Regions from separate parts of the Homo sapiens genome. Here all the other regions are linked to region 4. A link is an interaction called in ENCODE POLR2A ChIA-PET data of the cell type or tissue named here. Cell type or tissue: CD4-positive, alpha-beta T cell. All regions are shown on one strand.

The links. ChIA-PET counts read pairs that join two places held together with the same protein. Peaks named below come from ENCODE experiments on the same cell type or tissue, not always from the same donor. Only the 100,000 strongest peaks of a DNase experiment are listed, where the experiment ranks them.
Region 1: POLR2A ChIA-PET joins it to region 4 with 10 read pairs; 8 of 35 experiments call an interaction of 5 or more read pairs at or near these places.
Region 2: POLR2A ChIA-PET joins it to region 4 with 49 read pairs; 15 of 35 experiments call an interaction of 5 or more read pairs at or near these places.
Region 3: POLR2A ChIA-PET joins it to region 4 with 11 read pairs; 11 of 35 experiments call an interaction of 5 or more read pairs at or near these places.
Region 5: POLR2A ChIA-PET joins it to region 4 with 17 read pairs; 16 of 35 experiments call an interaction of 5 or more read pairs at or near these places.

Annotation. Positions count from the first base shown.
Region 1 is chrX:13,026,801-13,031,800 of GRCh38, forward strand. No RefSeq gene overlaps it. Among named protein-coding and RNA genes, the nearest start is that of FAM9C, 15 kb to the right of the region's middle. RefSeq lists an enhancer at 3,290-3,509. In CD4-positive, alpha-beta T cell, no CTCF peak of the experiment used is centred here; DNase peaks (open chromatin) are centred at 275 and 2,711; H3K27ac peaks cover 2,903 bases.
Region 2 is chrX:13,090,129-13,095,128 of GRCh38, forward strand. All of the region lies in intron 3 of LOC105373133 (a long non-coding RNA gene), which reads left to right. Among named protein-coding and RNA genes, the nearest start is that of FAM9C, 48 kb to the left of the region's middle. RefSeq lists an enhancer at 649-788. In CD4-positive, alpha-beta T cell, no CTCF peak of the experiment used is centred here; DNase peaks (open chromatin) are centred at 223, 1,153, 2,583 and 3,633; H3K4me3 peaks cover 2,105 bases; H3K27ac peaks cover 3,735 bases.
Region 3 is chrX:13,010,961-13,015,960 of GRCh38, forward strand. No RefSeq gene overlaps it. Among named protein-coding and RNA genes, the nearest start is that of FAM9C, 31 kb to the right of the region's middle. RefSeq lists enhancers at 2,491-2,570, 2,681-2,850. In CD4-positive, alpha-beta T cell, no CTCF peak of the experiment used is centred here; DNase peaks (open chromatin) are centred at 2,571 and 2,971; H3K4me3 peaks cover 613 bases; H3K27ac peaks cover 1,655 bases.
Region 4 is chrX:12,954,552-12,959,551 of GRCh38, forward strand. No RefSeq gene overlaps it. Among named protein-coding and RNA genes, the nearest start is that of TLR8-AS1, 14 kb to the left of the region's middle. RefSeq lists cis regulatory regions at 1,215-2,078, 2,247-2,713 and enhancers at 1,373-1,452, 2,143-2,372. In CD4-positive, alpha-beta T cell, no CTCF peak of the experiment used is centred here; DNase peaks (open chromatin) are centred at 1,830 and 2,510; H3K4me3 peaks cover 3,584 bases; H3K27ac peaks cover 4,494 bases.
Region 5 is chrX:13,079,979-13,084,978 of GRCh38, forward strand. The region is part of intron 2 of LOC105373133 (a long non-coding RNA gene); the gene reads left to right. Among named protein-coding and RNA genes, the nearest start is that of FAM9C, 38 kb to the left of the region's middle. RefSeq lists an enhancer at 1,797-1,966. In CD4-positive, alpha-beta T cell, no CTCF peak of the experiment used is centred here; DNase peaks (open chromatin) are centred at 1,913 and 2,513; H3K27ac peaks cover 3,810 bases.

The sequences.
Region 1 (5,000 bases), 72 kb after region 4:
AATATGAGTTAGCATCAATAAAATTCTACGTTTTAAGAAATGCAGGTTGGTATTATCAGCCCTGATTTGCAGATAGAAAAACTGGCTGTGAGATCATCAGCAATCCTGACGTCTAGAAGATTTCAAGGCCGGGACTCAAACCTACGACTCTATAGTGTAGAGCTTATGCTGTCTCCTTAAATAGTCATGGCTTCGCTAGGCTCACTAGAGGGAGATGATTTCACATACAATATTTAAAAAGTAAGGATGTAGGGGCAATGAAAATGTGGCCCAACTATATCTTAAAAGGAAGATAGTTCACTGGCATATCAGGTCATGAAACAACCACGAGTGTGAACTAGGAAACCACAATGCATGTGAGAATGGCCCAAACACAATTGACTGCACCATCTGGAGAAAAGGTGAAGCCTACACAGAATGCCAAGTAGAAAAATGAGATGGGTTTATGTCAAGCGAAGATTAACATTTCATGTATCTTCTCACTTTAAGCACTTCGTCCTGCTTCTGGTATATCCCTTCACCCTGAGCTGAAGCGAGTTCATTAGTTAGGTGGAAAACAAGAGGAAAGCCAGTGGAAACTGACACTCTTTTTAGATTGTAACCCCTACTTGGGGCAAACCTACAGGATCTCAATGACAGAGGTTTGCTTTCTTAGTAAACAGCCTTGGAAATTCCCCCTCATCTTCCTTCATGGGTCTGGTGTTCTTCATCATTTTACCAGTGACTTATATGTTGGGAGAGAAAACCTGCTTGCTAGATATTAAGCTTATTAAGAGAAGAGGATAGGAGTTGGAAGGGTGGGAGTTGAGTACTTAGCATCTTGCAAGACAGTATCAGAATTTGAAAGAGATCAGAGGAAATTGAAAAATAATTCATAAACATAAAGTACAATAAATGCTTGTAGAATAAATAATAAAACAATGCAAAGCAATTATCCTAGGGAAAATAGAGATAGAGAAGTTGGTTATAACGCAAAAGGTCTATGGATCATGGTGATGGTACTTTTGCTTCTGAAATAAAAACTTAAGATGTATCACAACAAGCATAAATGCACTTCATAACACCAGTTCATTGAGTGCCTACTTAATTAATTCTGCTGAGATACTGATGAGGTACAGAAAAGGAAAGCGAGAATCAAAATAGTTTGACTGCCTGTTGGGCACTCAAAGGGTAGTTCTTGATTGATGCATTAAAATGTACTGTTTTTGCAGTCTTCAGCTTTATTGAGGCATCACTGACAAACAATAAACTGCACCTGTTTAAAATGTGCAATATGGTGAGTTTTGATGTATACACACATCTGTAAAACTGTCGCCACAATCAGGATGATCAACTTATCTATCATCCCTAAAACTTCCTCATGCCTCTTGGTAATCCCTCCCTCTCCGCTCCCAGTACCCGGGCAACTACTGATCTACTTTCTGTGACTATAGATTATATTTTATAGACTCAATTTTATATAAATGAAATCACCCAGCAGATCTTTTGAGTCTAGCCTCTTTCATGCAGCATAATAATTTTAAGAGTCATCATGTTGTCTTAAGTGTCAATATTTCATTTATTTTTATTCCTGAGTAGTGGTGTTTCATGTAGCTTATTTTTTGGTGCTCAGTTATTACTTCCCTGGAGAGATTAGTCAGTTGACACATTCTTATCCTATTTCTTTATTCTGTACTTTTTGTTTAACTCACATCATAGACTCACTAAATATTTATATGAATTTATTCAAGGATTTGGTTCAAAAATGAACATCTCTTCGAGAGGATTCTATTGGGGGTCATTCATTCATTTGTTCATTAAGTCATTCAGCAAATATCAATTAAGCCCTTACTAGGTCCCAGGCACGGTGCTAGGCACTGGGGATACAATAATAAAGAAAAGAGACATGCATCCCTCACATTCTAATGAGAGGAGACATGTGGCAAACACAATAAAAGCAAAAATTATTAGTATGTTAGAAGCCAACACATGTGATTTAGACATAATAGAACAGGCTGAAGAGCCAACAGGCATCATCCTAACAATGCAGCCCGGATTCCAAACAGCTCCTGCAAATTGGACTGAGTGTAGACTTTGGCATGGTTTTCTCAGTCACACTTATAAAAGCCCCATGGAAATCAACTTCCAACAGGACTTCAAAGAAACGGAGGCTGCCATGAATGGTCAGGTATTAGGGAATGAGGTCATCCTTCCACTGAACACTCCCCTACATCCCCTGCAGGTGTGTATGTCTTAAGCTTTTGTGCTCACCTGCAGGAGAAAGGCCAGAAAGTGGCTGCCACATTCTTCTCCCCCAACTGCAGGAGTGAGGCCACAGAGGTTTACCTGGGAAGAATACTCTCCACAAACTTAAATCTCAGCACATTACACTGGTAAATGTCACATTCCAGTTCCAGATATCAATCTGGATCCAGGAATGTATGTGCTTCACTCATTCCAAGCACTCATTTGTTTGGTTTGGGGGAGGAGAGACAAGGCTAGAGCAATCTGAAAGTTCAATCAAGCCAAAATACCTTGCTCAAAAACTGATAAAACAGGGCCCCCAATCCATAACCAGAGAATGTTGGGCACTTTCTTCTCTGCAGAAATGTTTTTGCATTTAAGTTTAGGTAGATTTAAGAGAGGAGTGTAAGGAGAGAGTTTCTGTAACCAGAGGAGGGGAGGCTTCCCCGCCTGCCTCCGGAGCTTCTCCTCCAGGGTGATCTGGCAGCCATTCAAGGCAGCCTGAACTTTCTGAGAGACTTGATTTCCTGTTCCCACTGCCTCAGCCGACTGGAGGACTAGGGTGACCCGGGGTGGGGAGCAAGGGACACTGGTTAGTTTAGGATCAGCGGGTGGGAACTGTTTATCCCAACATGCTTAGAAATTCTTCCAGCAGCAACTGTAAAAATAAAAGTCTGAACTGTACAAGAAACTTAAGTTATTTCAACAGTGAACTTCAATCATGAGATTCTTGAATATCTTTTGGGAAGACAAGTTATTTTGTTTGTTTCATTCATTTAAAATATAAAACAACAGACTTCTTATAATGCAGAGGGGACCTCACTGTCACCTAGTTCAACTCACATATTTTACAGATGATGCAGAGTTCAGAACTATTCATTGACAATGGCTGGGGGGATGGGAGCAAGATCCATGTTTCCTGGCTCTGAACTCAGTGCAATTTCCTCCATGGATTATAAAGAAGTGCAATTCCAAATGCCACGCCTTAGGGGGAAATTTACTATATGTAAATTATACCTCACAACCTGACTTAAAAAAAAAAGTATATGTTATCCCTGCTTCCTCCTGAACCTGGGTCTGCCTGACACCAAAGCCCCGGGGCTTTCCGCTCTCTGCCTCTCAGTAGTCTTATTGTCATTCCTGTGAATCCATGGTCCTTTAGTGGTTTATGTTTGAGGAGGGAGCTGTGGACTGAATAAACTATGCAGCACAAAGGCATTAACCATGGATTAATGGGAAAGAAAAGCTTGCTGAGTTCTGAGTCTGACGGGTCAAGAGCTTCTGATGGTGTCATGCAAATTTCACTTCCCAATGAAATCAGTCACTCTTCGTGTAGAGGGGCCATCATATCTTAGCCAGTTCCTGCTTGGGGTTCAGAAGAGAAAACAAAACAGTTTGCCCCATGGTGGGAAAGGGACATTTGGTATTCTCCTTGGCTTCCTAGCTAATTACAAAGTGTTAATGACATTCAAAGGAAACTTGCCTCCTTCAGGGCTTTACAAATAAGGAAGGGCGGGGGAAGGTGAGCCAAAGAACAGACAGGGGCTCCAGTGAAACACAGGGCACAACCAGTCAGCTCCCAGAGCGGGAGGCAGCCTTAATTTACAAAGGAAATAGACACCCCAGCACAGGCTGAAATTGGGTGGGACCAAGAGTTCTTAAACTAATCACAGCTGGTTTCCAAACCTCAAAGATTTGTTATTGCAAAAACATTCTCAAGCAGTAGATGAATAGATTGAATGGCGACAGAACAAAGAAAAGATGGAGACATTTTCCCCACAGCGGCTTCAAGACAGGTTCAGAGAGGTATGAACTAGCAAAGTAACACATTTATCCAATCAACATTTTTTACCCATCTCCTACACTGGGTCTGAGGACACAGCTATCACATAACATTTGACCTCCTCTAGTATCCTACAGAAAAACAACTAAAGCACCTTTGTGCAACTCAGAACTACAAGCTCTTCCTTATGATTTGGACAACAGGTGCCTTCAAAGAATGGTTCTTTTTCCTATATTTTCCTTCCCTTCTCTTAATGGAGAATTTTTTCTTCCACCCTAAAAAGGAAACACGACCATCAGTTTCCCAAATATGAAGAGGGAAATGCATGTGTGTATAAACAGTGGTTACCACCTAGTAGAATTTTAAGCCTTTAAGGATTTTCCCCCCTAACGATTGCAATTTCCTTCAGTTACTATTGTCCTATGTCTTATATCCAATGTATTATTTAGGTATTTCTTTACAGGCTTTTTAAGATTTACAGGTGTACCTGATCAAAAATAGCTGGAAAGATCTGAGATGTTTTTTACTGGATAATTTATTCCGTGTGTACCCAACAGCCAAGCACTTGGCAAATGACCAAAAATATGATTTATTTTTATTTATTTTGTTGAGACGGAGTCTCACTCTGTCGCCAGGCTGGAGTGCAGTGGCACAATCTCGGTTCACTGCAACCTCCGCCTCCCGGGTTCAAGTGATTCTCCTGCCTCAGCCTCCCCAGTAGCTGGGATTACAGGCGTGTGTCACCACACCCAGCTAATTTTTTATATTCTGGGTAGAGACAGGGTTTCACCATGTTGGCCAGGCTGGTCTCAAACTCCTGACCTCAAGTGATCCGCCCGCCTTGGCCTCCCAAAGTGCTGGGATTACAGGCATAAGCCCCTGTGCCTGGCCAAAAGATATGATTTAGAAAGCCAGAATAGCTCATGCAAGAAATAAGCAGCTGACAGATTAAAATGGCAACTTTATGCTTTAATGGCAACGTAAACTATCCAGA
Region 2 (5,000 bases), 140 kb after region 4:
AGGGTTGTTCTAGAAGGAAATGGCCATTTTGGCAGAGCCACTGACCTTTAACAAAGATACCAGAATGAGTTGAATGCTCATTCTGCTTGAGCATGAAAAAGACATATACTTCATCCAGAATTTCCCTTCTATCCCCCAGATCCACACTTCTCTATTCAAGTCAGGGTTTGTGACAGGGTAGCCTAACAGGGTTTGAGGTTTCCATAAGGGGAGGGCTCATACGTATGAGTTTAGTTCTTGCAAAAAGGAAAGCGTAGAAGTTGACCTTTGAGGTCATTTCGTGCACAACATGCAGTAGGCAACGAGAGGTGAACCAACCTTCGTTCTTTTCTGCTTCTGGCCAGAGCTGACTCCGTCATTGTCTGTTTTCCCACTGATTATAATAATATCCGTTGGCTTCCAAAGGGTAGTTGGGGTTGAATTCCTGTTTATCAAAGGCTTGGAAGAGAGGCCCTCTGATAGCCTGTGCAAATGACTGGTAGGAAAGTACAGCTGTGGCCTTGGCGGGCCACATTGTCTGTCTCAGATGGCTATCAAATGAAGCCTTGGGTTGCCTCTAATGTAACAAAGCTAGAGTTAACAGTCTTCATCCTTACAGAGCTCTTGGGCTGATTGTGCAAGAGATTCATGATCTGATCACAAGAGCAAAAAGAACGCCTGTGTTGCAGATAACAAAGAATTACACAAGGCCTGAAACAAACCCCAATGTTTTAAAACACTTGGTGGAAATTTAAGTTGCAAAGCATTTTATCATCTCAGGCCATCTCTTACAGGGGCCAGCTGAAGCTACCCGTACACATCGTTTTACAAGCCCTGGGCTGTCAATGGGTCTTTTAAAACCAGCTGAACTGCGTTTTGCTTTTCAGTGTGTAAGCTGGTCAGCTTACAGCAGTACAAATTGGCAGCGTGGCAAGAAAGAAAACTGAAATTCAATCCAACACTGGGATTGGAAGCTCTTGAGACTCAAATGTCACCAACACCGGGGGCTTCTCCTCTAATTATCCTGTCAAACGAGGGTTGAAAATGTCAGCACAGACTTCAGTCTCAGCTCCTCCAGCAACCAATGAGAGTGGGCTTGGGTCTGGTTTAAATGATGAAGAACAAATTTGAAAAACCCTTCAGTTGATTTCAAGACTTCCTGGGACGGCGATGTTTAAACCACAATGTTCTTCTTTTGGGGCAAAGTTAAGAGCCAATCACAGTTAAGGTTTCTCTGCATGTTCTGCCCATATTTGGCTGTAATCTTGCTTCATCCAACTAAATTTATAATATATGTGAGTGAAAAGCAAGCCTTTGGGATTTGTCTCTCTCTCTCTTTCCTTGTTATAAAGGAAGCCTTATCTTTATGCATTTGGGGCTACCTGTGAACTTACAGTCTAGCTTCAAAGCAAAGAAAGGAGCAGCCAGTGTAGAAAACTTCGTTTTTACTTTTTTTTTTTTTTTTAAACAAGCTTTAACTGTAGCTTCTGGCTACAGGAAAGTACATAGAAAACCGAATCTAGTTTCGGCCTGTGCAGTACTGACCAGGAGAGGCTTATGAGATTATGGGGATATTGAAGAACACAGAATGTCACATGGATGATTGTATTTTATCTATAATGTATGTGTAGGAGAGATCCATTTCTCAGAGATGGCAAGAACTAAATGCACCCTTTGAAATATCTTCTTAGGGGTTGCTTGAGGAGGATGATCAAATCTTACAGAGAGATAAGACACAAATATGATAAAAGTTATTCTCATTTTAAGTGACTATTTATTGACCACTTGATATGTATCATCCATTTCATTCTCACCACAATCCTATGAAGGAGATTCAATTCTATCCACATTTTGCAGTGAAGAAACTGTGGCAGTGCATGTAACTTGCCCCAGGTGCCTGAGCTTATAAGGAGTGGAACTAAGAATCCACTCTGAACAGTCAGCTGCCAAAGCCCCTCACTCTTAGCCTCTTTGCTCTACTCCACTGAGATGTTCTCTTGGGTTTACTACCAAGAACAGAGGCTGTAAGTAGTATAGAATGCCCCCGGGGACCCCAGTGTCCAAGACACCAACTTCCACTGCCTCTCAGGACCCTAAGGAAAGAAAACTGAGAGGTTGTTCAGCTTGTCTCAGGTCCAGAACTGTCTGGTCAGAGGGGATCCTGGGATCCACCAGTTGAGCCCTTCATTCAGGGCCCCAGTTATTCCTAGTCTTGGGAAACCCAGCTCTAGAAGCCCCTCCCCAGCAGGATTGAGGACAAAGGGGCTAGACTAGAGACCCAGCAACATGGCCCTTCCATGTTCTCAAAACTCAAGAGACCTAGAAAAGAGAAGGGTGGCAAAGCAGCCCAGCCCCACCCCCCAGGGCCAGAGAGGCCCCACTTCACTCTGTAGAGCAGTGGGATTCATCTGGGTGCCATTTGGCCCTCCAGGAGATGTTTGGCAATGTTTAGAGACATTTTAGGTTGCCACAGCTGGGTTGGGGAGGCGAGGGTGCTACTGGCATCTAGTGGGTAGAGGCCAGGGATGCTGTTAAATATCCTACAACGCACAGCACAGCTCCTGCCACAAAGTGCTGCGGTGAGAAGCCCTGCCCTCAAGTCTTGGTTGGGCACATTCCACCCACAGCTCTGAGGAAGCTCCGTCTGGGGCTTCTTCAAAGAGTCATTCTGCAACCAGGAAGCTGGCAGCCCATACAACTATGCAGAAGGTGAAAGAGAGAAGGCGGGACCATGAACACGCGTTTTAATTACTGCATGTTTGTTTCTGACAGAGAGAGGTCAGTGTTTGCCTCCATTTGCAGGCATCAGGACCAAGGTGGGCAGTGGGCAGTGAGGGGGCAGGGGTGGAGGGCGGCACTAGCTCTGTGTAGCAGGCTGAATAATGGCTTCTAAAGATAGCAGATCCTGATCCCGGTAGCCTTCTATGAAAAAAGGTGGTCTTTGCAGATGTCATTAAGTGAAGAATCTTGAGATGGGGAGATTATCCTGTATCATCTGAGTGGGTCCTAAATGTAATCACACGTATTCTTGAGAGAAGGAGGCAGAGGGAGATCTACGTGCACATGGAAAAGGTGATGTAACAACAGCAGAAATTGGGGTGATGAGGCCACAAGCCAAGGAATATGGATGGCCACTAGAAGCTGGAAAAGGCAAGGATCAGATACTCCCCTAGAGCTTCCTGGGGGAACGTGGCCCTGCCCACACCTTGATTTGGGCCTAGCGAGACTGATTTCAAAATTCTGGCCGCCAGAACTGTGAGAGAATAAACTGTTGTCTTAAGCCACCAAGTTGGTGGTCATTTGTTACTGCAGCCATAGGAGACTAATCTACCCTGAGACTCCTGGGGCCCCCAGATGGATCCTCTGAGGCTGAGGGGCAAACTCTTCCATGCAGGCAAAGCCAGAAAAAGGGGAATGGAAATTTCCTTTGCACTTTCCTTGATACATTTACATTTCCCATCCCACCCTTTAAGCACCCTTTCCTGTGAAAACATGGCACCTGCCCCCTCACCGGCCTCTATCAGTCAACAATTCAACTGAATGTCGGGCAAAGCATATGACACCCCCAGTGCTTGGTTCAAACCTGTTTGAGTCACCTGTCACTTTCTACCTTGAATTTTTGTCACCAATGTACATGCAGTAACTTCTATACTAGACTGTGACTCAGACGCTCACAATCACACTCAAACACAGTCTAGTGTTTTTCACAGCCTGGTATAGAAGGTACTGCCTGTACATCAGAACAGGGGAGCAGGAGCCTGATCTGATTTATTATGAAGTCTCCCAAGGCCTCCAGCGCACAGTATCAGGCACACAGGAAACAATCAATGATTAATGTGTGCTTCCTCCATCCTATGAGAAATATTACTTAGGTCTCTTTATGACGAGTGGCCAAAAAGCACAAAGCCGAATCTGATGCTTATTAATAGTAATCCCATACTTGCTGTAAGCCCTGCAACAACTATCATTATCCATGTTTTGTTTTTCAATGGAGGTATAATTTACATACAGTAACATGCACACATCTTAAGTGTATAGCTTGATGAATTTTTACCTAAATATACCTCCTGGAAACCACTGACCACACAAACATCTATGTCTTTCCATCACTCTAGAAAGCTTCCTTTTTCCCTTTTCCTAGTCAATTAACCCCCATGCCCCTCACACTCCAGTGAACCACTATTCTGACTTCTACTCCCATAAACTAGGTTTGCTTGTTTGTGAACTTCATATAAATGAAATTGTACAGAATGTACTCTTGCATCTGGCTTCTTTCTCTTAACATAATGTTTTTGAGATTTATCCAGGTGATTGTATCAGTTTATTCTTTCTTTTTTTAATCTGCTGTGTATTATTCCATTGTAAGAATATGCCATAATTTGTTTATCCATTCTTCTATTGATGGACATTTGGATCATTTCCAGTTTGGGCATATTGTGAATAAAGCTGCTATGAATACTGGTGTATTTTATGGACCTGTGCTTTCACTCCTCCTGGCTATGTACTTAGGAGTAAAATTGCTGGGCTGTAGAGAAGGCATCTGTTTAACTTAATAGAAGTTAGTATCACTATTTTTGATTTGGATATGAGAAAAAAAGGGTTTTTTTAGAAAAAAAAAATGAAACAGTTACAATCTTTCTTCACTTATTTTCCCAATTCCATTCATTGTATTAATTTTTTAAAGAGTAGAGTATCTCTTTCCTGTGCCACAGGCATGGTTAATTGAATCAGCAGTACAGAAAGTTAGAGGGTCACGAGGTACGAAGAATCCAGCAAACTCACATCTGCGTAAATACACTCTCACATCATTTTATATGCATTCACACCAACCCATATCTTTAAAAGTGGACTTTCCTGACACTGGGGTTGACCACAGTGCTGACACAGACAGAATTCCTATGAAAGCAAATATTTTAAGAGGAAAATTTCCCCTGTAATGAAAACTTGATTGAAATGACAGTTGCAGGCAGTGAAAAGCATGTGGAATATGTAGAACGAGCAAAATCAGATCTTTCTGTGGT
Region 3 (5,000 bases), 56 kb after region 4:
GATCTTTCTTTCATTATGTGGCAGCTAGTTGAACTATTTGATTTTACAGCAAAGAACTCACAAAAAGAGGGCCTTTGTTCCCAGGTTGAAAGCACAAGAAAATACCAAAAACTTGAATCATACCAGCATCCAGGTAGAAAATCATTCATATCATTTGCCAGTTGTTAATTTTGTTGGTGGCGATCATCTATGCTCTTCCCTCACCCTAGGGGTGCTGACCCTCATCTTAGGAGAGGCTCGACTTGTAGAGCGAGGACTCATTTCCCCCACCCAAGCCAAACAGGTGCAGGGGAATGGAGCAGTTTGACACCAGCCGCAGCTCTGTCCTAGGAGAAGATCATGATGTGACCTGGGGATAAAGACTGAAAACAAAGCTCAAAGCAGTGCTCTCTAAAAGCAGGGTGTCCCTTGATGTCTGAAGAAATGACAATGTTGACCTATAGGCTTCTAGGTAAGGTTCCAAAAATGTACCCTCAGGGTCCATCTTCCATACTCAAAGCTTAACTTCAGTTCCCCCACAAAGATTTGCTTTCTCGACGCAAAGAAGGCCAAGATGTAGGATCCATGCTCTTCTAATGTGGTCTTCTACAAAATTCTCAATGGGCCCACACTCCCCAGCAATCCCAGACTTATGAGTCCATATTCCAGCTGTTTAGCTCAAGGGCTCACAAGGCAGGTGGGTTTCACTTAAAGGCAAAAGAAGAGGACAAGAGTCGTGGGGGTAGCTCCCCACAGGTGAGGGCTGGCGGTTGAGAAGGCAGGAGAAAGTGTCAGTTTCATGGCTGACGGGAATCCAGTGTGACTTCAATAGCTGAATTGAGGCCGGGCGCGGTGGCTCGTGCCTGTAACCCCAACCCTTTGGGAGGCCGAGGCAAGAGGATCATTTGAGCCCAGGAGTTCAAAACCAGCCTGGGTAATGTAGTGAGACTTCGTCTTTACAAAAAATAATGATAATAATAATAATAACAACTTGAGTGAGCCTTCATCTTTCTGAGCCTCAGATTTTCCATCTGTAGATGAGAATCTTATCACCTGCCCTGCCTATCTTGCAAGGTTCCAGTAAGAATTCGAAAAACAAATGAATGCAGAATACATTGCCTGGTATAATAATACTCAATAAAGGGCAGCTATTGTTCATATTACTTCATGTATAATAAAAAAGTTATTTCTTATAATTGAATTCCTAGTAAATATGAGAGTCTCCCTGCAGTAAAGAAGAGAACAAACTTTATGCTACTAGAAAAAATATGTGGCTATTTGCCTATTGTGGTGGAGAGAATTATCACTCTCCAATTCAGGACAGGGTCCACGTCCTGTACGTCACATGGGAAAGGGGAATTTAGGTGGCAGATGGAATTAAGGTTGCTAAGCAGATGACTTTAAAATAGGGTGACTATCCTGAAGTTTTGGGATGGACTTAATGTAATCACAAGAGTCCTTAAAAGCAAAAAAGGAAGATGGGACTATGCAAGGGAGGACCAGCGGGATGGCAGCCTGAGAAGGACTTGGCCGGGCACTGCTGGCTTTGAAGATAGAGGGAGGGAGTCCTAAGCCAAGGAATGTAGAAACCTCTAGAAGCTGGAGAAGGTGAGGAAATGGATTCTCACCAAGAGCCTACAGACAGGAATGCAGTCCCGCCGACACCTTGCTCTTAGTCCAGTAAGATTCATGTCAGACTTCCGATCTACAAAACTGTAAGATAAAAAGCATGTGTGGGCTGGGCGCAGTGGCTCACGCCTGTAATCTCAGCACTGTGGGAGGCCAAGGTGGGCAGATCATCAGAGGTCGGGAGTTCAAGACCAGCCTGACCAACATGGTGAAACCCCATCTCTACTAAAAATGCAAAATTAGCCTGGCGTGGTGGCGCATCCCTGTAGTCCCAGCTACTTGGGAGGCTGAGGCAGGAGAATTGCTTGAACCCGGAAGTTGGAGGTTGCAGTGAGCTGAGATCACGCCACTGCACTCCAGCCTGGACAACAAGAGCGAAACTCTGTCTCAAAAAAAAACAACAAAAAGAAACGTGTGGCCATGGACACAAACAAGGGAACAATAGACACTGGGGCCTATTCGAGAGTGGAGGGTGCGGGGGAGTGAGGATTGAAAAACTACCTATGGCTACTATGCTGATTACCTGGGTGACAAAATAATCTGCACACCAAACCCCTGCAACATGTAGTTTATCTATAGGACAAACCTGCACATGTATCCCTGAACCTAAAATAAAAGTTTAAAAAATGTGTGTGTTGTTTTAAGCCACTTCGTTTGTGATCATTGGTTACAGCAGCAATAGAAAACGGACACACCTGTCAACAGAAATTCTGGAGTAATGGCACATTCTTGGATGTAGGAATGATATGTTATTAGCTGCACAGTTTTTTGGAAACTCCTTTACTCCTCTTCTCATGATGAATTAGTCACAGATGAATTAGTATTTTTCCCCCCATTTATCTGGCATGGATTGTAGTTGCTGAACTAAGGCAGCTATTTACAGCGCTCTTCTTATACCTCCGACTATGTTTGCAGAAACTTACATACAAAATACTGTTGCCTGATTCAGGCTGCCTGGTTTGGTTTTGAACAGGGTGTGTCAAGGTACATTCAAAGAGAAACTCTGACTCAAGGGCAAAGTGATGTTGATAGAGTCCAACTCAAAATATTTAGAGAAAAAGATGGGTATAGTCAGACAGTGGGCTTTCTCCCTTGTGTTTTCAAGGTTTTCCTGAGAACAACAGACATATTGTGGCTTTCCCCTTAGCTTACTATTAACATGAAGCGAGAGGTCAATGACACTGTCTGGCTCCTCAAAGGAGCTAAGAGAAGGGAAGAAAAATCCAAATTCCCAGGTAAACATCTGTAAAAGGATTTGGAACTAAGGATAAGGAAGTTCCGAGGCTTACTGAAAGGGAAGGGAAGGCAGCATTATTTACTGGCCATGGATCGTACTTCCTGTTGTGAAGCTCAGCACTGTTTCATAACAGCTGGGGGCTGCTGTCTCTTCTGCTGTAATGAGGAAGCAGCGTTCTTGGTTCCTCCATATTACACAAGTTAATGACCTCTACTGCACGGTGAAATTGGCATAGGGAGAAGAATGGGACGCTTGCCCCTGTAAATACAATAAAGCTTTTTTTAAAAAAATTGTGGGAATATCTTTTCATAGATAATGTTATTGAGTATGTCACATGTCCTTTACCCCTCTGTAGGCTCTTGACTTGTCTGGAGATTAAAACAGGTTAAAGAGATAAGTACTCACCAGGGACTGCCCCTTAGCATGCATTTGTTGTCACTACACAGCCAGGGGCTACAAAAACCAGCATAGTCCTTTAAAAAAGGAATTCGGTTCGTGTCCTTCTTATCATATAATTTTGCTACAAACCCCACAAAAACTGTTTTTGCAGCAAATTTGCCTGGAAGGTCGGCCAGGGAATTGTGAAACAACATTTTTACCTTGACAGGAGACATGATAACTTGCCCTTATCCTTCTGCAGATAAGTCATACTGTGGCTAGGTTCACACATGTGAGATACAGTGAAAAACTGAAGAGACTTCTTGGATATCTCATTGGATAAATGCTCAAAAATCTAGATTTTTTTTGGCAAAAAGGTCTTTCAGGTTAGCAGACAGAGGTTGGCTTTCCTTATCACACCGTGTGAGTTCAAATTCAGATTGGGCTATTAACAAACTGTGTGGCCTTGACTAAGTTAATTAACATCTCTGTGCTTCAGTGTTCTCAACTTTAACGGAGAGAGTAGTAATACATATGCCATATTCTTGGTGTGAGAATTAAGTAAGGCAACATATGAAGCCCACAGAACAGTGCCTGATACTATAAAATGCTCCATCAATGTTAGCTATTTTAATTAGACAGAATGGATGTAAATTCGTGATTGAGGAATAGAAGGTACAGAAACAGATGAGTCATCAAAGGGAAGGAATGCTTGAAAGCCCAGGAAACACTGCCCACCCGCATGTATGCTATCATTTGCACCCAGCATTCAGGGTTCTCCTGACTGAAGAAGCTTCTCTTCCTGCCTTCTTCTCTCCTTTCCTTGTTTCCCATGACAATCCTTCTGGAAGTGTCTGCACCAGCCACACAGGTCTCCAGGGCTTTCCTATCTTCTTCCCCTCAGTCTCACACATTCACAAGGTTTTTGTTTTTTTTAAAAAAAATTATTTTAAGTGACTTTAGATATCTTGCTTGTGTTATAACTTTAAAAAATCTTGGGCTGGGCGCAGTGGCTCACGCCTGTACTCCCAGCACTTTGGGAGGCCAAGGCGGGTGAATCACGAGGTCAGGAGTTCAAGACCAGCCTAGCCAACATGGTGAAACCCCGTCTCTGCTAAAAATACAAAAATTAGCTGGGTGTGGAGGTGCACACCTGTAATCCCAGCTACTCTGGAGGCTGAGGCAGGAGAATAGCTTGAACCCGGGAGGCAGAGGTTGCAGTGAGCCAAGATCGTGCCATTGCACTCTAGCCTGGGCGACAGGGTGAGACTCCATCTCAAAAAAAAAAAAAAAAAAAAAAATCTGGACCAGAAACATTGCATGGTTTTACAAACTTATTCCATTTTGTACTTAGGAAATATAGACTAAATCCCAGGTTTTCAATTTCCTTACCATTGTGCCATACTAAATATTGGGGATTCTACTCTTCTAGCAGTGCAAATCTGTGCTACTCTATTCATTCTCCATCATTGCTTAAGCTTCCAGGTTTGGTTTCTTATCTCTCCATTAGATTCTAAGCATTCCAGGGCAGGGATCAAATGTAAGCTTTGTATTCTCAAAGGTATCTCAAGTTCAAATCTCAAGTCTGACACTGGTGAGAATCTTCAGTAAATATCTAATGACTTTTGCATTGCTTCAGTGATTAAATGGCTATAAAAGGCAGATTGTTTCCCTCCTACTGAAGGCACTGTGGATAGGTGCACCCATATCGAATGGCCCCTCACTATTGTGAGTGCTGGCTGTTTTCATCACAGTGGGTGGCATTCTAGGCTCTTTC
Region 4 (5,000 bases):
GGTTCACACAGTGGGCCACTTTCCGGGGTGTTGGTGATCTGAATCTTGATGGGGAGGGTGGTTACATGCGCGTACATGGTTGTCTAGCACTCATCGAGGTACATTCAAGATGAATTTTATGTCAATTAAACCTCAGTCAGGTTGATAGTAAAGAGTCTGAAACATCGTGTTAGCACTTAGTGGGCTCTTGGGAATTCTTGCAGAATGAGAACGTGAGGGGTATGGAGGGTGGGAGTACTGGCACTTTCTGCATCCCCAGGAGCTGGCTCCACATTGCTCCTGGCTCTGCATCCTGCTTTTGGGTGGCCACGGGGAGAAGACAGGGCTGAAGCCAGCCTCCACAGCGGAGGGTCCTCTAGCAAGGCCCAGCAGGGCCTCAGGGAGTTCAGAGGGAGGCTTGCTTTTGCTTGCTTGTCTCAACACAGGCCCACCTTGACTAAACACAGGCTTCTTGCTGGGCGGGCCAGCTCTGAGCCTTGCAGGCCACTTTATCACGTTGGTGGCTCCCATCTGTTCTTAGAGTCCACATTTCCACTGGGTTGAGCTCTCAGCCACCTCTGCCTAGGCTGCTCTCTTCTGAAACTTTCTTCTTCCTCTGCCTCCCCTACTTCCCCTCACCCCTTCCTCACCCCTCCCATTCTCTCTCCCCTAGGGCAGAGGACCCAGCTGGAGCAGGGCTGACAGGAGCCCCTGAGAGGAGAACTTAGAGGCCTGAGACCCGTTGAGGGTGTGTGTGTGTGTGTGTGTGTGTGTGTGTGTCTATGTTTGGGAGAATTTGGATAAAGAGACAGGCTGGTAGCGGTGGCTCCCACCTGTAATCCCAGCACTTTGGGAAGCCGAGGTGGGCTGATCACTTGAGGTCAGGAGTTCAAAATCAACCATGCCAAATGGTGAAACCCCGTCTCTACTAAAAATACAAAAATTAGCTGGGCGTGGTGGCACGCACCTGTAATCCCAGCTACTTGGGAGGCTGAGGCACGAGAATCACTTGAACCCGGGAGGCAGTAGCTGCAGCGAGCCGAGATCATGCCACTGTACTCCAGCCTGGGCAACAGAGCGAGACTCCGTCTCAAAAATAAAAAATAAAAAATAAAAAAAAAACAGAGACAGCCAAAGTAGCAATGTGCCTGTGAGAGGGCCTAAGTTTTCCCCCTCAGGGTAGTCTTGTCAGATGAAATACAGGATGCCCAGTTAAATTGGAATTTCACAGAAATAAAATAATTTCTATGGTCTCAAATATTGCATGGGACATATTCATACTAAAAAGCTATTTGTTATTTACCTGAAATTCCCATTTAAATTTGAGGGCGTCTTCCATTTTTATTGGCTAAATCTGGCCACCCTCCCTCAGGGTGTGACGGCAGGAAGCGGGAGAGAACACAGATGTCCCCTGTTATCTCCCTGGGCCCTGCGTGGCCCTCTCAGGGAACCACAAGCCAGGGCCAAGCCCATCCAATCCTCCTGCACCAGGAGCAGCAGAAGCCATGCCGCTAATGGCAGTCACCTCGGTGGAAGTAGAGCGGGCCTGTGGCGGCGTGAGGCTTTTCTGCTCTGCTTCTGTGGAAGTGATTATCCAATAACTAGTAGGAATCGGGCAGTTGGCAGACGCCTCCCATGCTATAAAGCCACACAAGGCAGGCAAGTGTGGGCACAGATGAGAGGCTGAGAGCGGAGGTAGGATGTCACCCCTGCCCTCGCCAGCCTCATCTGTTTTCCCAGGCGTCCCCCAACCACTACCCACGTGGATTCTCCCTCGAAGAGCCCCCTTTCAGGGCCCCATTGGCACTTCACTCTTGAGGGAGGCCTAGGAGAAGCTAGTGGAAAGTTACTTCCACATAAACGGTCAGACAGACGGATGATGAAACCACAGGAAACCACAGCTCCTCCCCTGCCGGGGCACCAGGCCAGAAGCCGACCTGCTAGGCTTGGGGACCCCTTCTGGTCTTGCTAGGGGCTCAGAGACCCTGGGGAAGTCCCTTACTGTGTGTCTCATGTCTTCACTTATGGATGGGATGCCAGCTGCCCTCTCATGCCCTCACAGGGCTGTTGGGAGGCAAGGGTGAGCTAGCAGATGCAAAATAATGGCAAAATTAAGAAACCAAGTACCTGTACAAATGTACACCTTTATAGTGGTTCAATTTGGCCACACGTGCTTCTACTTAGAGAAACACCATACATGAATATTCAGGCACATATACATATCACTATATGATCCTACGAGCAACTTCCCTACCTCACTGAAAATATGATTCACTTCACCAAAATGTAATGCTATGGTCACATTCTACAAGGAAAACATCCAAAGCACAGCCACTGTAAGTGAGGATAGTTCTCAACTGGGCCTATGGTGGGCTGGCTGACTACACTTGCAGTCTAGAACGGGGCCTACTGCAGACTGGTCTGCAGTTAGTTTGATCTAGGGTTATGACAGCAGTTGACTTGAAAATAACTTTCCTCCTGCCCCTTTAAGAACACGGGTTCCTTCCCTTGCAGATAAGCAGGAAGTCCCCCTCCCTCTGTCTTGGTGCTTGGTGGTGTGTTTCACTTCCTTTCAAAGGTGTTTTCTTACTAAAGAAACCCTAAGCCCAGGGTCACATTCTGTTTCTTTCACAGGCATACTCAACTGCGTGTTGTTGATTCTGTGACAAGTTTCTTGAGCAAGAAAATACACAGAAAAAATGTTAAATGTATAAAATATGAAAGTAAAACATCAATAATGTTTTAAATATTTAAAATATAAAAGTAATGCATGCTTCTGGTAAAAATGTAAATGGTAGAGGTTTCTCTATTTCCTTTCCCCAGAGGTAAGCTCTTAAAATTCCCTTCCGGAAATGGTCTCTCTACACCTCACTTTTTTATTGCACAGAAGGGATCAGACACTATTTATGAGGCTCTTTATTTTCCACTTAAGAGTATTCTGGCTGGGCGCGGTGGCTCACACCTGTAATCCTAGCACTTTGGGAGGCCGAGGTGGGTGGATCACGAAGTCAGGAGTTGGAGACCAGCCTGGCCAACATGGTGAAACCCCATTTCTACTAAAAATACAAAAAGTAGCTGGTGTGGTGGTGGGTGCCTCTAATCCCAGCTACTCGGGAGGCTGAGGCAGGAGAATTGTTTGAACCCAGGAGGCAGAGGTTGCAGTGAGCCAAGATCGCGCCACTGCACTCCAGCCTGGGTGACAGAGCGAGACTCTGTCTCGGGGGAAAAAAAAAAAGAGTATTCTTTGGACATCCTTCCACAGCATATCATGAATAAATCTGCCTCAATCTTTTTTTAACAGCTGCATAGTTTTCCATTGTTTGGGTACTCTATCATGTATTTAATTAATCTCCCAATTAATATACACTTAGGTTGATTGTAGCTTTTACTCTTATCTACAATGCTATGGGGGAAAGATCTAGATGTTTGTGCATGTGTATGTATATGTATATGTAAGTGTGTTAGTATGGCTATAGAATGAGAGTCCTGTCACTGGACTTAAACTGGAAATGCTGGGTTCAACTGGAAATGCTGTTTTAATTGTGACAGCCACCGGTGCCTCTGAAAAGTCCCTACGAATTGACCCTTCCAACAACAGCATATAAGAGCTTTCACTTTTCTTTCCCTGCATTCTGGCCAACTGGAGCCACTACTCAACCTTTTCATTTTTGTCAGTCTGAAATGAGCAGAGAGGTCCTCATTGTTTGATTTGCATTTGAAAGCCTACCATACACGGGCATCTTCTCATGTTGTTCTTAGCTCAGTGAGGAGGGCCTTAGAGACCAGACTTTGGAACCAGATAGAGCTGGATACCGTCCCAGCTCAGCCACTTGCCAACTGTGATCTCTGGAGCCTCGGTTTATCCATCTGTAAAATGAGCATCCTTAGACTAAATTCATGGGATTTACTGAGAAGGTGCAACAAAGCAACAAAAAATGTTTATCACTACAAATGTTAGTGTGTTTCTCATCCAAACAAACAAAAAAACATATATATATATATATATATATATATACATATTTACATATAGTCATGCATCGCTTAACAATGGGGATACGTTCTAGGCGATTTCCTCATTGTGCGAAGATCACAGAGTGTACTTACACAAACCTAGATGGTACAGCCTACTACATACCTAGGTTATATGGTACAGCCCATTGTTCCTAGCTTGCAAACCTGTACAGCATGTCACTGCACTAAATACTGTAGGCAACTGTAACACAATGCTAAGTATTTGTGTATCTAAAATTAGAAAAGGTACAGTAAAAAATACAGTATTATTTTATGGGATCACTGAAATGTCATCACACAGTACATGACTGTGTGTGTGTGTATATATATATATATATATACACATACATATATGCACATACACACAGTCTTATACTGTATATGTATACAGATGTGTGTATATATATAGTCTTATACCATATATGTATATAGCGTATGTGTGTGTGTGTGTGTGTGTATATATATATATATATATACAGTGTGTGTATATATATATATATATATACACACACACACACACACACACACACACACACATACACAGGGATATATATATACTTTTTTGACCTAGTCAATGGCCAATTTAACCGTCTCTACAGCATCTGAGATCTCACCTTCTCCTCACTGCTGCCCCTGCTTGAGGGTAGAAAATGTAAATAAAATGCTGAAAAATAAAACTTAAAACTGTCACATTCAATGGTTGGTCTTACTAGCTGAGCAACCTTGGCCATGGTACTTCTCGGAGCTCCAGTTTCTTTCTCTGTAAAATGGGGTGTTCACTCTACCTACCCCACAATGTCACTGGGAGAATGAAGAGGCGCTTAAGGCAGTGCCTGGCTCTGGCAAGCACTCGATAAATGATCCTTGTGGTTGTTCTTCTTGGCCAGGGATCCCCTTAAGTGCTCAGGCCACTTTCCCCAGTGGGATAGGAGGAAAATAGTCACCTCAACTAACAGAGGGTAATCTATCAAACACCTACTGGGCTAGTTGAAGACCCTTTGGGCCTATAA
Region 5 (5,000 bases), 130 kb after region 4:
CCTGTGTCAATTTTGGAAAACATTAATTTTTTGGATAATGGGGACAGCCTTACATTTAACAGTTGCTTGGCCTTTAATCACCAATGGAAGGGGGAGAAATTATAGAATTTTAAAAAATGGTTGTGTTGGAAGAAGATCTTTTAAGCAGTCAAAGCAGGTGGTAGCATGTGGCAAAGGGGTGGCACTGATGGGAGAAGCATTTATTTATTTACTTATTTTTGCCATTTTACAATGAATTTACTAATTTGGGTTAGTAGGTGACTCATAAAATAGCCCTGTATGTGTTGTATAAAATAGAAGTGAGATAATGTCCCTTTTCTACTTAAAAGCCTGCAATGATGATAGTAGCCCTATTCACAATAGCTAAAAGTGGAAACAACCCAAATGACCTTTAAATGGTGAATGAATAAACAAATTATGGCATATGCATACAACAGAATATTGCTCAGCCATAAAAAGAAATAAGGTACAAATGCATCTCCAAAATATGATGCTAAGTGAAACTAGTCAGTCGCAAAAGTCACATATTATATGATTCCATTTATATGAAGTGTCCAGAAGAGGGAAATCCATAGAGACAGAAAGCAAACTGTGGTTGGCAGGGGCCACGGGGAGGGGATGATGGGGAATGACTGCCAATGGGTATGGGAATATCCCTTTGAGGTGATGAAAATGTTCTAGAACTAAATAGAGGTGTCGGTTGCACAACGCTATGAATACACTAAAAATGCCACTGAATTGTTCACTTTAAAATGGTTAATTTTATGATGTGTGAATTTCACCTCAGTAAAAAATAATAATTAAGTAAGATCTGCAATGGTTCCCTATTTCTCCAAGAGTAGAAGCCAAATCCTTACAGAGGCCTCCTATAGGAGATGGCCCTGTTACCTTCTGGCCTCGTCCTCTCCTCTTCCCACGACTGTCTCACTGAGCACCATGGCCTCCATCAGTTCCTCCTAATGCTAGGCATGCTCCCACTCCCAAACCCCCTTTGCACTGGCTGTCCTGTCTGCCTGGAAGACACTTCTCTCCAGTGCCCACATGACTCTTTTAGTCTTTGCTTACATGTCAGTGTCCAAGGAGGCCTGTCCTCACCACTCTTATTTCCAATCACACCCGTCCCCAAGTATCATTCCCTTTATTCTGCTCTGCTTGACTTATTTCCTTCTAACAAACTATGTCTTTTTACTTATTTATTCTGTTTATTCTCTTTCTCCTTCTCCTTCCTCTAACCATTGGAATGTAGCTCCACCACCAAAAAAAGAATTTTAATATGTTTCTGTATTCTAGGCTTAATTTGTATTGATTTTTTAAAAATGTCTACAAAATCAAATAACAAAGAATTACACATTCAAACAGATTCAATTAAGTGGATTCTGAAAGAAATATCTGTAGAAAATGAAGTCTCAAATCTCATAGTAAAGCATCTTCATAGCTTTTTATTCTCTGCTAATGTTTATATTTCATGGAGGCATAAAATCATTCAGGCTGAAGTTAAAACATCTTTCTTTTATCACAAGTAGCTTGAGTTTTGAACCCGGAGGAGGCACTCTGGGTTGAAAGTTATTCATTATAGAAAATGGTTGAACTATAAAATGTCTTCTACTGGGAGAAGGTCGGCTTATTTGGGTTGCTACAGCTTTATTGAGGGTGGGGCAGGGAAGAATATAAAAATTTCTTTCTGCTGTTGCATTTGTTTATCAAATTTGTGCAAGGCCTTGTTGATCATGGGAAGCATAAAGAACACAGATACTATATTCACGTTTAAAGTAAGACAACGGAATCTATCACAAGGGTAGTGAAAGTCTAAAAAAAAAAGGGGGAACAGAGAGAAAAGAAAGGGCAAGTATTTAGAAATAGATAGCAGCCTGAAATATTTTTGTACACGCACAGGAAGTTGCTTTCAGAAAGCCAGGCCACAAGACTCTTGCACACAAACCTTGCACAAGGAGCTCTAGGATTAGAAAATAGCATCATGAGCTGAAAGTGATTACATTTTGCAGATGGGTGTCTCTATTAATTTGGATCTATACTGTGGCTAGAGATCCTGCTGTCTGACGCAAAAGCAAAGGATGTAAAAGCCAAAAAAAAAAAAAAAAATGCTGTAACCCTTCTCTTAATATTGGCATTAAAGCTGAAAATATGCCTCTGTTTATCCAAAGCATAAGGAAGTTGTATATCATAGTAGCAGAATGTATCAGGTATCTAAGATTGAGTGCAGAATTCCGATAAGAGAGCTCTTGAGCACAGAGTTTCAGCTTTGGGCAAGGAAGAATTTCCCTGTGTCATTTTGTTTAGGGAAATGTTTCCCGAATAATACACATTTCATTTTTCTGGCATGGACTTGGACTCATGTGGATTCCATTTGAGGAAAGAAAAGCTCAAGAAGCAGAGGGGTGGTGGGATTTTTTTGTGACTGCTGCAATTTCAGAGAATGCAAAACTAGTGTGACCCACTAATGGTGACTGTTGTGCTGTAGAATGTTCTGTTCATAGCCACAGGGGAAACCACTGCGATTCTGAGGCAGAACTGGCTAGTTCAGGAGCCAGCAAAGACACTAGAGTTAAAACCCACGTGCCTACCTTTGTCTTGTAACAAATAGCAAAATTTTGCCTGATGTTGGAAGAAATATTCCTTTTCTTAATCTGGTGTAAAGCAAGTACATGTGAATGTTTCCCTTGATTAACTTAAGCTCCCTCAAATGACAGGTGCATTTGTGTTTTTGCGAAGAGTTGGAAGGTGGATTGGTGGTGAGGTGAGACAGGCATCATCATCGTTTAGGATTTTTCACGTGTCCTTGGGGCATAAACCAAGCTAAAGATATCCAAAAAAGCCAATTCCTCTTAGAGCTCTCACAGTGTAGCGTGAAACCTGCCTAGGAGACTCCAGTGGTTCTGAATCGGAAGGCAAATTGGCAGGGGGTACATTTTTGGTTATCAGGATTGGAGGCGGGAAAGGGGCAGTGAAAAGGCTGCTCTTGTCATGGAGTGGGTAGATGCCAGGGCGGCTGCTAACCATGCCACCATGCACAGGACAACTCCCCTAATACAGAATTGTCCAACCAAAAGTGTCACTAGTGCCGAGGCTGAGAAATCCTCATCCTAACACATGCCCTAAACAATAAATCCATTTTAAACATTCCCCAGTTGGTGAAATTAACCAGAACGATAGTCTGATAAAACAAAAAACAAGTAACCCAGTAAGTAATATTTCCTCCTTCCTCTTTCCCATTTCACAGAAAATCGTTGAATAAATGCAAGCAGGATATTTTTAAGAGAACAATTCTGTAAGCAATCTCCTTAAATATGTTTCACTTCAATTTCTGCCATTATCTAGAGGCTATATGCCCAGTACAATTATTGAAATCACTGTAACAGTAAAAATTTATAGCCGTATTAGTGTATTTTGGCTAAGTTGAAATGGCAGATGAGGGTAAAACACAAAAATCCTTTAAAAAAAGATAGCTTATTTGATTGCTGCACCAGTTTAAGAAAAAAGGCTAGAATTTATGTTAAAACTGTCTTTAGGGCCCAGCATGGTGGCTCATGCCTGTAATCCCAGCACTTTGGGAGGCCAAGACGGGTAGATTACTTGAGGTCAGGAGTTCCAGACCAGCCTGGACAACATGGTGAAACCCAGTCTCTACTAAAAATACAAAAAAAATTAGCCAGGCATGGTTGGGGAAAACCTGTAGTCCCAGCTACTTGGGAGGCTGAGGTGGGAGAATCGCTTGAATCCCAGAGGTGGAGGTTGCAGTGGGCCGAGATCATGCCATTGCTCTCCAGCCCAGACAACAGAGTGAGACTGATATGGTTCTGATGAGTGGAGGAACACCAGGGTTCTTGGTCCTCATGCCGGTTTAGATAAAACAACATGGACACACATGGAGTGGTTTTAAGGAGCGGAGAATTTAATAGGCAAGAAAGAAGGGAGAAGAAAGAAGGAAGAAGTTCCTCTGTACAGAGACAGAGGGAGGGGGTCTCCAAATCCAAGAGAGGAGGCCCCATGTGCTGAGGATACCAGCCAGTTTTATGAGGAGGCTGGAGGAGGCAGTGTCTGATTTGCACAGGGCTCAGGGGATTGGTTTGACCAGGCTTGTCATTCATGTAGCCTGCGAAAAAATTGGCCCCCCACCCTAGCTTTTAATATGCAAATGCAGGGCACCATGACGTTCTACACACGTGGGGATATGTGGGGGTGCCCATGTTGCCAGGCACATGTCCGGGGTAAGGGCAAGAGGACAACGGTGGGAATCGCCATGTTGGGTGGACCCAGTTTCTAATGGCCTGCATTTGCATATCAAAGGTTGCCGGCCTGGGTCTAGGAGCCAGAGTTTTTCTGCTAGACAAGAAATGTTTCTGGAGTTGCTTTGAAAAGAAATGAAAACTTTCCAAGGACCCCTTTTCCTCTATCTGCCTAAAATAATTTTTTAATAACTCCTACCACAAGACTTTGTCTCAAAACAAAAACAAAAACAAAAACAAACAAAAAAACCTGGATGCAGTTTAGATCTTTAGATGCAGGACAATAAGTGACTTACATAAAAATTCAAGCCCAAGAAAGCAATGCGTGTTTCAGTACTCCTGAGCTTGTATCTCTTTTAATTTATTGGCCAGAAGAGGAAACAGCTTCAGCTACTCTTCCTAGTTGGGAAACTTAATATGAAAACCTAATATGAAGCCCAAGATCCTTAGAGAATGTTAATACAGAAAGTCCTGCCCATGGCTTGAAAATTTTTGTGCAAATAGCATTAATTGGGGTAATCAGGAGGTTTGGGATTTTAGGACAATTGGTGTCACCACTTATCTGTGTGGCCTTGGCCTTCAGTTTCCTTATCTGCAAAACAAAGCCTATGATTTCCAAAGTCACTTTCAACTAAAGAAACAATGGTTCAAAAATAGTCAAATACAGGCTGACCTTGAGATTTCTACCAAGCCATCAAATGTCTCTAGTAATTTTTACCGATTTGGAAGTAAAGTGATAGCTCATGAAACTGGGAA